Linked DNA regions of Homo sapiens: region 2 is linked to region 1. A link is a loop called in an ENCODE intact Hi-C map of the cell type or tissue named here. Cell type or tissue: CD14-positive monocyte. All regions are shown on one strand. Each heading gives the region's core, and the rest is flanking DNA. Links, peaks and the distances in the headings are about the cores only. Region 1 overlaps MYO9B (myosin IXB). Region 2 overlaps NWD1 (NACHT and WD repeat domain containing 1).

Region 1 (5,367 bases), core at 50-5,049:
AGTGCTTGTTTTTGCCTCAGGTGGAAGGCTGGGGCTGGGGAGGACCAGACAAACGCTTTCTGGAGATTTGAAACATGTGTCAACCTCAGAAGGGACCACGGATGTAGTGTTTTTTTTGTTTTGTTTTGTTTTTTTTTTTTTGAGACGCAGTCTTGCTCTTGTTGCCCAAGCTGGAGTGCAATGGCGTGATCTTGGCTCACTACAGCCTCCGCCTCCCAGGTTCAAGCAATTCTCCTGCCTCAGCCTCCCAAGGAGCTGAGATTACAGGTGCCCACCATGCCCAGCTAATTTTTGTATCTTTTTTTTTTTTTTTTGAGATGGAGTCTTGCTCTGTCGCCCAGGCTGGAGTGCAGTGGCGCCATCTCGGCTCACTGCAAGCTCCGCCTCCCGGGTTCATGCCATTCTCTTGCCTCAGCCTCCCGAGTAGCTGGGACTACAGGCACCCGCCACTACGCCCGGCTAATTTTTGTATTTTTAGTAGAGGTGGGGTTTCACCGTGTTAGCAAGGATGGTCTCAATCTCCTGACCTCGTGATCCGCCCGCCTCGGCCTCCCAAAGTGCTGGGATTACAGGCTTGAGCCACCGCGCCCGGCCAATTTTTGTATTTTTACTAGAGACGGGCTGTGCTCGGTGTCGGGTGAAGCTACACAAGCCTGAGGCTGAGCTGACCGCCACCTTCTGCCTCTCCTGCTCCACCTACCTGGAACTGGGCGCTGATGCTTGGTGGCTTTTTCTTCTTGTGCAGGTGCAGTAGGGACTTGGTGGTGCGGTCGTGCAGAGTCATGCTGATGATGAGTTTCAGGGACTTGGAGTCCAGTAGGTTCTAGGACAGACACATGGGGTCCGGCCTGCCCTCCCACAGCCCACACGGGCACGGGGAGGCATCACAGGTGTCCCCGAAGCCAGGGCAGAACAGCGTCCCCGCAGCGAGTGCCCGGGCAGCAGCTCTTAGGTTTGGTCTCAGGACCACACTATTGATGTGGGCCCAGTGGAATGAGGTGGGTTTGCACCTTGCACACAGCGCTGGTTCCGGGAGGGCTGATGACAGCCTCTTTCACAGCCTGAGTGGCTGCCCCATTTCCTCTTCCTCTGGGTTAGAGAGGAAGCCAGTGCTACTGAACCTGGCCGTCCCTCTCCTCTGCATAGCTCCTACAGTTTACATTACTTGAGTCAAGAAGGGCCAGGTCCTTTCTGTGCCATCCGCATGAGCTCATCGGACAGGCCACCATCATGTGTCAGCCAGTTCTATCAGCTGACAAGAGGAATTAGCCCTCTCCCATCTGCTAACTAGACTGCAAGGCTATTCTTACTCTTCTTGCAAATTTCTTAAATTGCTGCACTTGTATGTGGAAACGAGACAGAGCGCTTGGGAGGTTCTCTGTCCTGTCTGGAAGCAGCCCAGTAGCCAGGGACTGAAGATGGGGGTGTTAAACGGAAGGGTCCCATTACGTTGGGGCAGGATGAGCTCTGTGGTGCTATGAACCCACTAGAGCTCCCCATGGGACCAGGCTGAGGCCAGACTTCAGCTATGCTTACGCCCCTAGCTTCCTCCCTCACCCCTTCTCTCTGCCTTCTCACGTAAGCCCTCTTCCATAAGCCGCTGTGTGTGCAAATACCCCATCTCAGACCCTGCTTCTGGGAAACCCATAAAGAGACAGCTCTAAATCATCTCAACACGAGAACATTTTTTTTTTCTTGGAGGGAGGGGGAGATAGTGGGAAGGAGGAGGAAATGAAGTTGCAGAAGTGAAAGCTCTCAAGACGGGCAGAGAAGCAAGATATCTTGGAACGTGTCGCGCGGGGTGTGTTTTTTTTTTTACCTTTGGAATGATCTGCTTTTGTTTGATACCTTTACTTTTCCTGTCAAAATATTAAAAATGGTTTTGTGAACAAAAGGAACACAGTGTCGGGATTTGGGTTAGTTCAGCAAGCCACGCCTGGCGGGTTAGACTGAGAGACACAGAGAGAGGGGAGAGAGTGAGAAGGCGCAAGTGCAACAAGGCCACCGCCACCTCTCCACGCTGCACACCGTGGCGTGCCTCAGCCACTGTCTGTGGACACCAGTTTCCCTGGGTTGGCGGCACCCGGACTCTGCTGGTGGCTGCCCCAAAGCTGAGTAAAGTGTTTAGTCTGGGGGCCATTCGGATGTCTGAGAAGTAGGAGGGGCTGGCTAGGAATCTACAGGGTGGGACGTGCATCCAGCGGGGCTTGCTATGGAGGAACTGACATATCCCCCAGATCACAGCAGGATGCCGAGTGGGGCGGAGGGAGCCTGAGCAGTCCTGGTGGTGACCAGGTGACCAGGCTGTCTTTGCCATGTGCTGGTAGATGCCAAGCAGGCCCACAGAGGCCCTTCTGGAACCCTCTGCTGGCAGGGCAGGGACTTGCCCTGCAAAATAACCAAAATGGGGCCTGGGTGGGAGCTCCTTTCAGGATCATGCTGGTGGGAAAGAAGAAAACCAAAGCTGGCCAGGCGCAGTGGCTCACGCCTGTAATCCCAGCACTTTGGGAGGCTGAGGTGAGCGGATCACCTGAGGTCAGGAGTTCAAGGCCAGCCTGGCCAACATGGTGAAACCCTGTCTCTACTAAAAATACAAAAATTAGCCAGGTGTGGTGGCGGGTGCCTGTAATCCCAGCTACTCAAGAGACTGAGGCAGGAGAACTGCTTCAACCCAGGAGGCGGAGGTTGCAGTGAGCCGAGATCGTGCCACTGCACTCCAACCTGGGTGACAGAGAGAGACTCTGTCTCAAAACCCCCCCCAAAACCCAAAGCTGCTCTTTTGGCCGAGGTAAGGAAGGGGATAGCTCCTGTGTTCTCAGACACCTTATGGAATCTTGCAGACCAAGGGGGAAAATAAATAAATAAGTAAATATATTTATTTATTCAAAAGGCCTGGTGCCTTTTGAAGACCGGCTAAGGAGATGGTAACTTGTAGATCTGTGAGATGCCTAGCCATCCGTGGTTGCATTCAGTTTCACCTGAATCCCTGTGGGGTAAAATAAGGCACAACAAGGACAAAAGTTTGAGGCCGAGGTGGGCGGATCATTTGAGGTCAGGAGTTCAAGACCAGCCTGGCCAACATGGTGAAACCCCATCTCTACTAAAAACAGAAAAAAATTAGTCGGGTGTGGTGGTGCACACCTGTAATCCCAGCTACTTGGGAGGCTGAGGCAGGAGAATCACTTGAACCCGGGAGGTGGAGGTTGCAGTGAGCCAAGATTGAGCCACTGCACTCCAGCCTGGCGACAGAGTGAGACTCTGCCTCAAAAAAAAAAGGAACAGAAGTTTTAAACAGGCTCCCACTGGGTGCGGTGGCTCATGCCTGTAATCCCAGTGCTTTGAGAGGCTGAGGCAGGAAGATCGCTTGAGCCCAGGAGTTTGAGACCAGCCTGACAGCCTGGGCTATAACATAGCAAGATTCCACCTCTACAAACAATAAAATTAGACAGGTGTGGTAATGCGCACCTGTAGTTCCAGCTACTCTGGAGGTTGAGGCAGGAGGATTGCTTGAGCCCAGAAGGTCGAACCTGCCGTGAGCGGTGATCGTTTCACTGCTGCACTGTAGCCTGGGCAACAGAATGAAACCCCCATCTCTTAAAAAAGAAAAAAAAAAAAAAGGGCGGTGAATCATGCCTGTAATCCCAGCACTTTGGGAGGCCAAGACAGACGGATCACCTGAGGTCAAGAGTTCAAGACTAGCCTGGCCAACATGGTGAAACCCCATCTCTACTAAAAATACAAAAAATTAGCTGGAAGTAGTGGCAGGTGTTAGCAATCCCAGCTACTCAGGAGGCTGAGGTGGGAGAATCGCTTGAACCCGGGAGGCAGAGGTTGCAGTGAGCCGAGATCATACCATTGCACTCCAGCCTGGGCAACAAGAGTGAAACTCCGTCTCAAAAAAAGAACGAAAGAACGAAATAAAGAACGAACGAAAGAAAGAAAGAAAGAAAGAAACTGGCTCTCATTGGCTCCCATGCAGGTGCAAGCTTTGCTCTCAGCCAGCCCACACCCCAATGGCCACTAAAAGGCGAGATGTGGTGACCGCAGGTGGATGTCTTGTCAGCTGAGGCTGCTGCCTGCCTGGTGCTGGGTCAGCATAATGGAAGCATGAGAGTCATTACCCCATTTGCAGGCTGAAAGCAGAGACTACTCAATCCCACAGTGTGCTAACAGTCGGGATCCCAAACCGGTTTATGCACCTTCTGGGCTCTCCTGACTGGCTTATGTGGCCACCTGCAGAGATCAGGGCCACCCTCTCTGGGAAATCGCATGCCCTGCTGCAGATGGCTTCTCTGCAAACTCACAGTGGCAAAGGCGGGAGCAAGCTTTGCTCTGCAAGCCAGATAGGCACGGGGAGGAGACGGAGGATGGCACGTTTGCGGGTGGAAAATTAGATGCCTCGAAGAAGGAGTGCTCCTGGGAAGCTGCCCCGTGTGCTGGGAAGCCGGCTGTGCCTGGGCCACAGTGCAGACAGAGGCCAGGGGTGTTATTGATTGGCATTTAGTGATGGCTGGGGGTGGGCCATGAGACAGCACTGTGGTTTTAGTGGCCGATGCAAATTAGGAAGACTGCAGGCCCCGCCGGGGTCGCAGGAGTAGTGGGAGGCGGTTGTCGCACTTGTAAGCAGGGCCTTGGTGGGGGACTCACAGGATGAAGGCGCGGGGTTTCTGGAGCCGACTGAGGGACTGGAGAAGGCTACGGGGGTCCTCGCCCTGCCAGGGCAATCCTTTGATGCTCTTGATCATTTGGTTATGCAAATCGCTGAGGGGAGGGGTGGAGGGGGCGCAGTGACAGAAAGAAGATGGAGTTAGAAGCAGGCCTGCCACCTCGGGGTTCCCAGCGCCATTGGGACCATCCCCAGGCCACTGAAGCCAAAACATGCAGCTGGGGGAAAGACACTGTGCTCAATGCTGCCCCTCTCTCTTTTGCCAGAAATGGGGACTGGGCCAGCCTCCCCAAGCCCTGGAGCGGGGCAGGGCTTTGAGGCAAATTGGACTTGGCAACACAGATCATTGATCCTTTTCAATACATCATTTCCAGCTGGGTGCGGTGGCTCACACCTGTAATCCCAGCACTTTGAGAGGCCGAGGCGGGTGGATCACCTGAGGTCAGGAGTTCGAGACCAGCCTGGCCAACATGGCGAAACTCATCTCTGCTAAAAATACAAAAAGTTAGCTGGGCATGGTGGAGGGCACCTGTAATCCCAGCTACGTGGGAGGCTGAGGCAGAATTGCTTGAACCCGGGAGGCAGAGGTTGCAGTGAGCTGAGATAGTGCCATCCATTGCACTCCAGCCTGGGAGACAGAGCGAGACTCTGTCTCAAAAAAAAAAAAAAAAAAAAAAAAATTATTTCCATCTGGTCATTCC
Region 2 (5,367 bases), core at 152-5,151, 410 kb after region 1:
GAGGATAGATGGATGGGAGAGTGGGAAGGTGGATGGATGGATGGATGGATGGGGCAGTAGATGGATGGAAGGGTGGCAGAGAAGATGGGTGGATGAATGGATGGGTGGGTGGGAGGACGGTGGATGGATGGATGGATAGATGAATGGAAGGGTGGGAGTGTAGATAGATGGATGAATGGATGGGAGGGTAATTGGATGGAAGAGTAGGAAGGTGAATTAATGGATGGATGGATGGATGGATGGATGGATGGATGGATAGATGGATGGATGAATGGATGGGTGGGTGGGAGGCTGGTGGATGGATGGATAGATGAATGGAAGGGTGGGAGGTAGATAGAGAGATGAATGAATGGATGGGAGGGTAATTGGATGGAAGAGTAGGAAGGTGAATGAAAGGATGGATGCATAGATGGTTGGATGAATGGAAGGAAGAAAAAAATGAATGACAAATGGATGGCAAAACCTAAATCCTCTCCTCTCCCTTACATTCTGGGATTCCAAGGGCTGCTTACAGTTCCTTCAGCTTCTCAGAGGACTGTCAGGCATCAGTTCCTAGCTTTCAGAATTACTAGCATGAGCTTGTAAATAGCTGAAACTGTCAGATGGGCACCAATCCCTTGGAGATGGGAAGCTTGGAGGCACCCCCTAGCATCGGGCTCATTAGAAGAATTTATATGAGACATCTACAGTCCCTTGAGGTGGGGCAGAGAGAGCTGATTCAGCATGAGACAGCAGGGGCAGGCTCTGATGGCAAGCTTGGGGCCTCCCAACTAGCACAGGGGAGTCCCAGAGGACAACCTCAAACACCTGGCCTTCACTGCCCCCAGGCAAGCAGGTGCCTGCTGGGATTTTTGCTATGCTGGGGAGACTCACCTTTGTGACAGCCGCTGAGAGTTGCCCGGAGGGGTCCTCCCGGGGGCTGGAGGAATCCTCCGAGGGGCACCAGCACAGGGTGTGCGCACAACTGGAACCAGCTCTGGGCCTGTTGGCATAGCTGTCCCACCAGTGCTGGATGTGAGGTGGCGAAGAAATGGAGTCTGGCCAGCAGTTCTGTGTACAGGAGGCTCCTCTCTGCAACAAAGGGATGTAGACTAAGTTGCCTGGATTGAGCCCCCTCTACCCTCCCTGCCAATTGAGTCTCTGCTCCCTGCAGGGGCTCCAGAACAAAAGAAGACACAATACCTCAGCTACTGGCCTCTGCTGTCCGCTCCTGTCTCCTTCTCTGCTCTCCAGACACACTTACCCTTGCTTCAGAGGCACCCAGCTGTTTCCAGTCTCCAGCCTTTGCCCAGGTTGCCTAGAATGCTTCCCTTTCCTTCCTCCCTCCCTTCTTCTCTCCCTCTCTCCCTTCCTTTCTTCCTTCCTCTTTTATCACACTCTGTTGTCCCGGCTGGAGTGCAGTGGCATGATCAAAGCTAACTGCAGCCTCAAACTTCTGGGCTCAAGCAATCCTCCCATCTCAGCCTCCCAAATACTAGGGACTACAGGCATGCGCCACCACACTCAGCTAATTTATTTGTTTGTTTTATTTTATTTTATTTATTTATTTTTGAGATGGAATTTTAGCCTGTCACCTAGGTTGGAGTGCAATGGTGCGATCTTGGCTCACTGCAACCTGCACCTCCCAGGTTCAAGCGATTCTCCTGCCTCAGCCTCCCTAATAGCTGGGACTACAGGTGCCCGCCACCAGGCCCAACTAATTTTTGTGTGTCTAGTGGAAACGGGGTTTCACCATGTTGGCTGGGCTGACCTCAAGTGATCCACCTGCCTCGGCCTCCTAAAGTGCTGGGATTACAGGCATGAGCCACCGCGCCTGGCTATTTATTTTTTTAGAGACAGGGTCTTACTCTGTCACCCAGGCTGGAGTGCAGTGGCACGATCGCAGCTCACTGCAGCCTCAAACTCCTGGGCTCAAGCGATCTTCCGGCCACAGCCTCTATATTAGCTGGGACTGCAGATGCACGTCACCACGCCTCGTTAGTTTTTTATTTTTTGTAGAGACGGGGTCTCGTTATGTTGCCCAGGCTGGTCTCAAACTTCTGGGCTCAAGATATCCTCCTTCCTCGACCCCTCAAAGCTCTGGAATTATAGGCGTGAGCCACTGTGCTCAGACTCAACCTTTTCAATAAAAGTAGGATCAGAGGAGGGATATATTGGAAATCTTTGTACCTTTCACTCAATTTTGCTGTGAACCTAAAACCGTTCTATTAAAAAATGGGCTATTAAGAAAAATTAGCCGAGCATGGTGGCGCGCAGGCCTGTAATCCCAGCTACTCGGGAGGCTGAGACAGGAGAATCGCTGGAACCCAGGAGGCAGAAGTTGGGTGACAGAGCGAGGCTCCTTCTCAAAAAAAAAAAAAAAAAAGGACTCGTGATCGCGTTGGATCATTTAGGATGTTATGTTGAATGGTCCCCATTCGCCAGCGTGCTTGGATGTACGGAGAGCACATGGTTGTCCAGCAGCGCCCTCTGGTGATAACATTTGTTCCTACACCTCCTCCTTGTGCTGGGGGAGCCACAGGTTGTCAATCAAGGGGCTTTGCAGGGAACTTGCTGAGAGATCTGGGCTTTTAAATCTTCCTTAAAATGGGAAGTCATGCCCAAGGCTGTTTTCCTGGGAAGTTGCTCCATCAAGGTTTACAACTCCTGGCGAGCGCCTCTCGCGTTATTTTTCTTTCCAGTTGCCTTAAATTCCAGTTGTTTGGTATGCTGTTCCATCTCCTTCTCTTTATTTATTTGTGTATTTTGAGACAGAGTCTTGCTCTGTCGTGCAAGTTGGAGTGCGGTGGCGTGATCTCGGCTCACCGCAACATCTGCCTCCCGGGTTCAAGCAATTTTCGTGCCTCAGCCTCCCAAGAAGCTGGGATTACAGGCATGCACCACCACACCCGGCTAATTTTTGTATTTTTAGTAGAGATGGGGTTTCACTGTCACCAAGGCTGGTCTCAAACTCCTGGCCTCAAGCAATCTGCCTGCCTCGGCTTCTCAAAGTATTGGGGTTACAGGCGTGAGCCACTGTGCCCAGCCATCTATCTATTTTTAACTAATTAATTTTTTTTTACAGAGATAGGGTCTCGCTATGTTGCCCAGGATGGTCTTGAACTCCTGCCCTCTAGCAATCCTTCTGTCTGGGCCTCCCAAAGTGCTGGGATTAGAAGCGTGAACCCCCGCACTCGGCCCCATCTCCCTCTCTTAAAGGCTGAGACAAACATTAACTATATTTAGGTCCCTGTGGGAGCTGGGGCTATGGCAGATAATCAGTAGGGGTTGTGTGAATGCATAAGAAAGGCATAAATGATTGCAGGCACCAGCATCTTCACATTGGGTGGAGTTCTGGACACATTTTAGTTCAATTGCACATTTTGCAGATGACAAAAATAGGGTTTCAGGGCAGAAATAGCTCATCCTAGGCTATTCATGTCAACAATGCTATCATATGACAGTAACAGGACCCTCGATGGCAACACGGGTGGAGGTTCTGTGTGAACTGATGCGCGTACTCTTCCCAGCAGCCCTAGGTGGGATGGTCACTCAGCATCCCTATTCTGCAGATGGGAAAACTGAGGGCTGTGGGGCAGGGGGAGGGATGGTAAAGGGTTTGCAAGGTCACACTGCCAAGAAGTGGCAGCGCCAAGATTTCAATGGACACGGTGGGGCTCAAAATTTGTGGTCTCTGTGTGTATTTGTCTGTTCTCATGCTGCTAATAAAGACATACCTGAAACTGGGTAATTTATAAAGGAAAGAGGTTTAATTGACCTACAGTTCTGCAGGGCTGGGGAGGCCTCAGGAAACTTACAATCACGGTGGAAGGGGAAGCAAACACGCCCTTCTTCACAAGGCGGGAGGAGAGAGAAGAATGAGAGCTGAGCAAAGGGGGAAGCCCCTTATTTTAAAAAGCCCCATCAGATCTCTTGAGAGCTTACTCAGTATCAGGAGAACAGCATGGAGGAAAACACCTCCATGATTCGATTATCTCCACCTGGTCCCTCCCTCAATGTGTGGGGATTATGGGAAATACAATTCAAGATGATAGCTGGGTGGGGACACAGCCAAACCATATCAATGTGTTAAAGGTAAAAATTTGGCAGGGAGAAAACAGATGATGCCATTGGCCTTATGGAGCTCAGAGTCTGATGTGGCAGACAGATGATGCAAAAGAAAACCAAGAGAAATCATAATTAAAGGCAAAGACAAGCCAGGGGTGGTGGTGTGCACCTGTGGTCCCAGCTACTTGGGAGGCTGAGGTGAGAGGACCACTGGAGCCCAGGAGTTTGAAGGTGCTGTGCGCTATGATCATGCCATTGCACTCCAGCCTGGACAACAGGGCAAGACTTTGTCTCTAAAAAAAGAAAAAAGAAAAAGAGCCAAGACAGATGGAAAACAGGGTGCAGTGATAGAAAATTCAGAGGCAAGGATCGGGGAGACATAGAGAAGTTAAGCTTCAGTGGTGGCCAGACAAGGCTTCTCTGAGGAATCGCATTTAGCTGAGCTCCAAAGTTGCCACAGAAGGGCTGGGGGAGGCGAGTCCCAGCCCAGGGCCCCCGGCACGCAAGCTTGGATGTTTCCATCACTGTCTGGGGCAGTAAGGATGGAGACAAGCATCTCCCAGGAGAGTGAGTCATACACAGCCATGTAGGCTACAGTACTGGAAAGGTCATTATCCCAAGGACAATGGGAGAACCATCTAGAAGATTCAATAGAGATACTTAGTGAGATTTGGGCTCTTTTTTTTTTTTAATGGAATTTTGCTCTGTCGCCAAGGCTGGAGTGCAGTGGTGTGATCCCGGCTCACTGCAACCTCTGCCTGCTGGGTTCAAGCAATTCTCCTGCCTCAGCCTCCCGAGTAACTGGGATTACAGGTGCGTGCTACCGTGCCTGGCTAATTTTTGCATTTTTAGTAGAGATGGGGTTTCACCCTGTTGGCCAGGCTGGTCTCAAACTCCTGACCTCAAGTGATCTGCCTGCCTCAGCCTCCCGAAGTGCTGGGATTATAGGCATGAGCCACCACACCTGGCCATCTGATGGTTTTATAAGGCAATTTTCCCAGCTTTTGTTCCCTGTCTCTTGAACACCTGGCATCAAGTGATCCACCTGCCTCAGCCTCCCAAAGTGCCGAGATAACAGGCTTGAGCCACCCCGGCCGTTTTGGGCTTTCAAGATTCTTCTGAGTGCTGTATGGAAAATAAACCAAAGGGTAAGAATGAATCCAAAGTAGGCAGACCTCCGAGGATGCTGTCTGGAGGAGAGACAGCAGCACTGGCCCTGGGCTGATGGCCAGGAGAATAAAGAGAAGCAGATAGTTCAAGGATGGTTTGCAGGGCCAGGATTAGAAGCTCTGCATAGGAATCACAGGCCACTGGTCATCC

Evidence for each region. A loop is a pair of places that touch in the nucleus more often than their neighbours do. Peaks named below come from ENCODE experiments on the same cell type or tissue, not always from the same donor. Only the 100,000 strongest peaks of a DNase experiment are listed, where the experiment ranks them.
Region 2: it touches region 1 in a loop (6-fold over the local background); 2 of 110 quality-filtered maps call a loop at or near these places.

What each region holds. Positions count from the first base shown.
Region 1 is chr19:17,180,321-17,185,687 of GRCh38, reverse strand. MYO9B (myosin IXB) reads right to left here. Exons shown (of 40, transcript NM_004145.4): 15 at 4,648-4,761; 16 at 1,820-1,859; 17 at 701-823. Among named protein-coding and RNA genes, the nearest start is that of USE1, 32 kb to the left of the region's middle. RefSeq lists enhancers at 1,173-1,382, 3,931-4,522, 4,523-5,115 and a silencer at 4,134-4,428. In CD14-positive monocyte, for the core only: CTCF peaks have their summits at 2,123 and 2,347 (motif pointing left); DNase peaks (open chromatin) are centred at 1,177 and 1,637; H3K4me3 peaks cover 1,819 bases; H3K27ac peaks cover 2,020 bases.
Region 2 is chr19:16,768,830-16,774,196 of GRCh38, reverse strand. It overlaps NWD1 (NACHT and WD repeat domain containing 1), which reads right to left. Exons shown (of 19, transcript NM_001007525.5): 11 at 874-1,071. Among named protein-coding and RNA genes, the nearest start is that of NWD1, 52 kb to the right of the region's middle. In CD14-positive monocyte, for the core only: CTCF peaks have their summits at 2,315 and 2,517 (motif pointing left); a DNase peak (open chromatin) is centred at 2,456.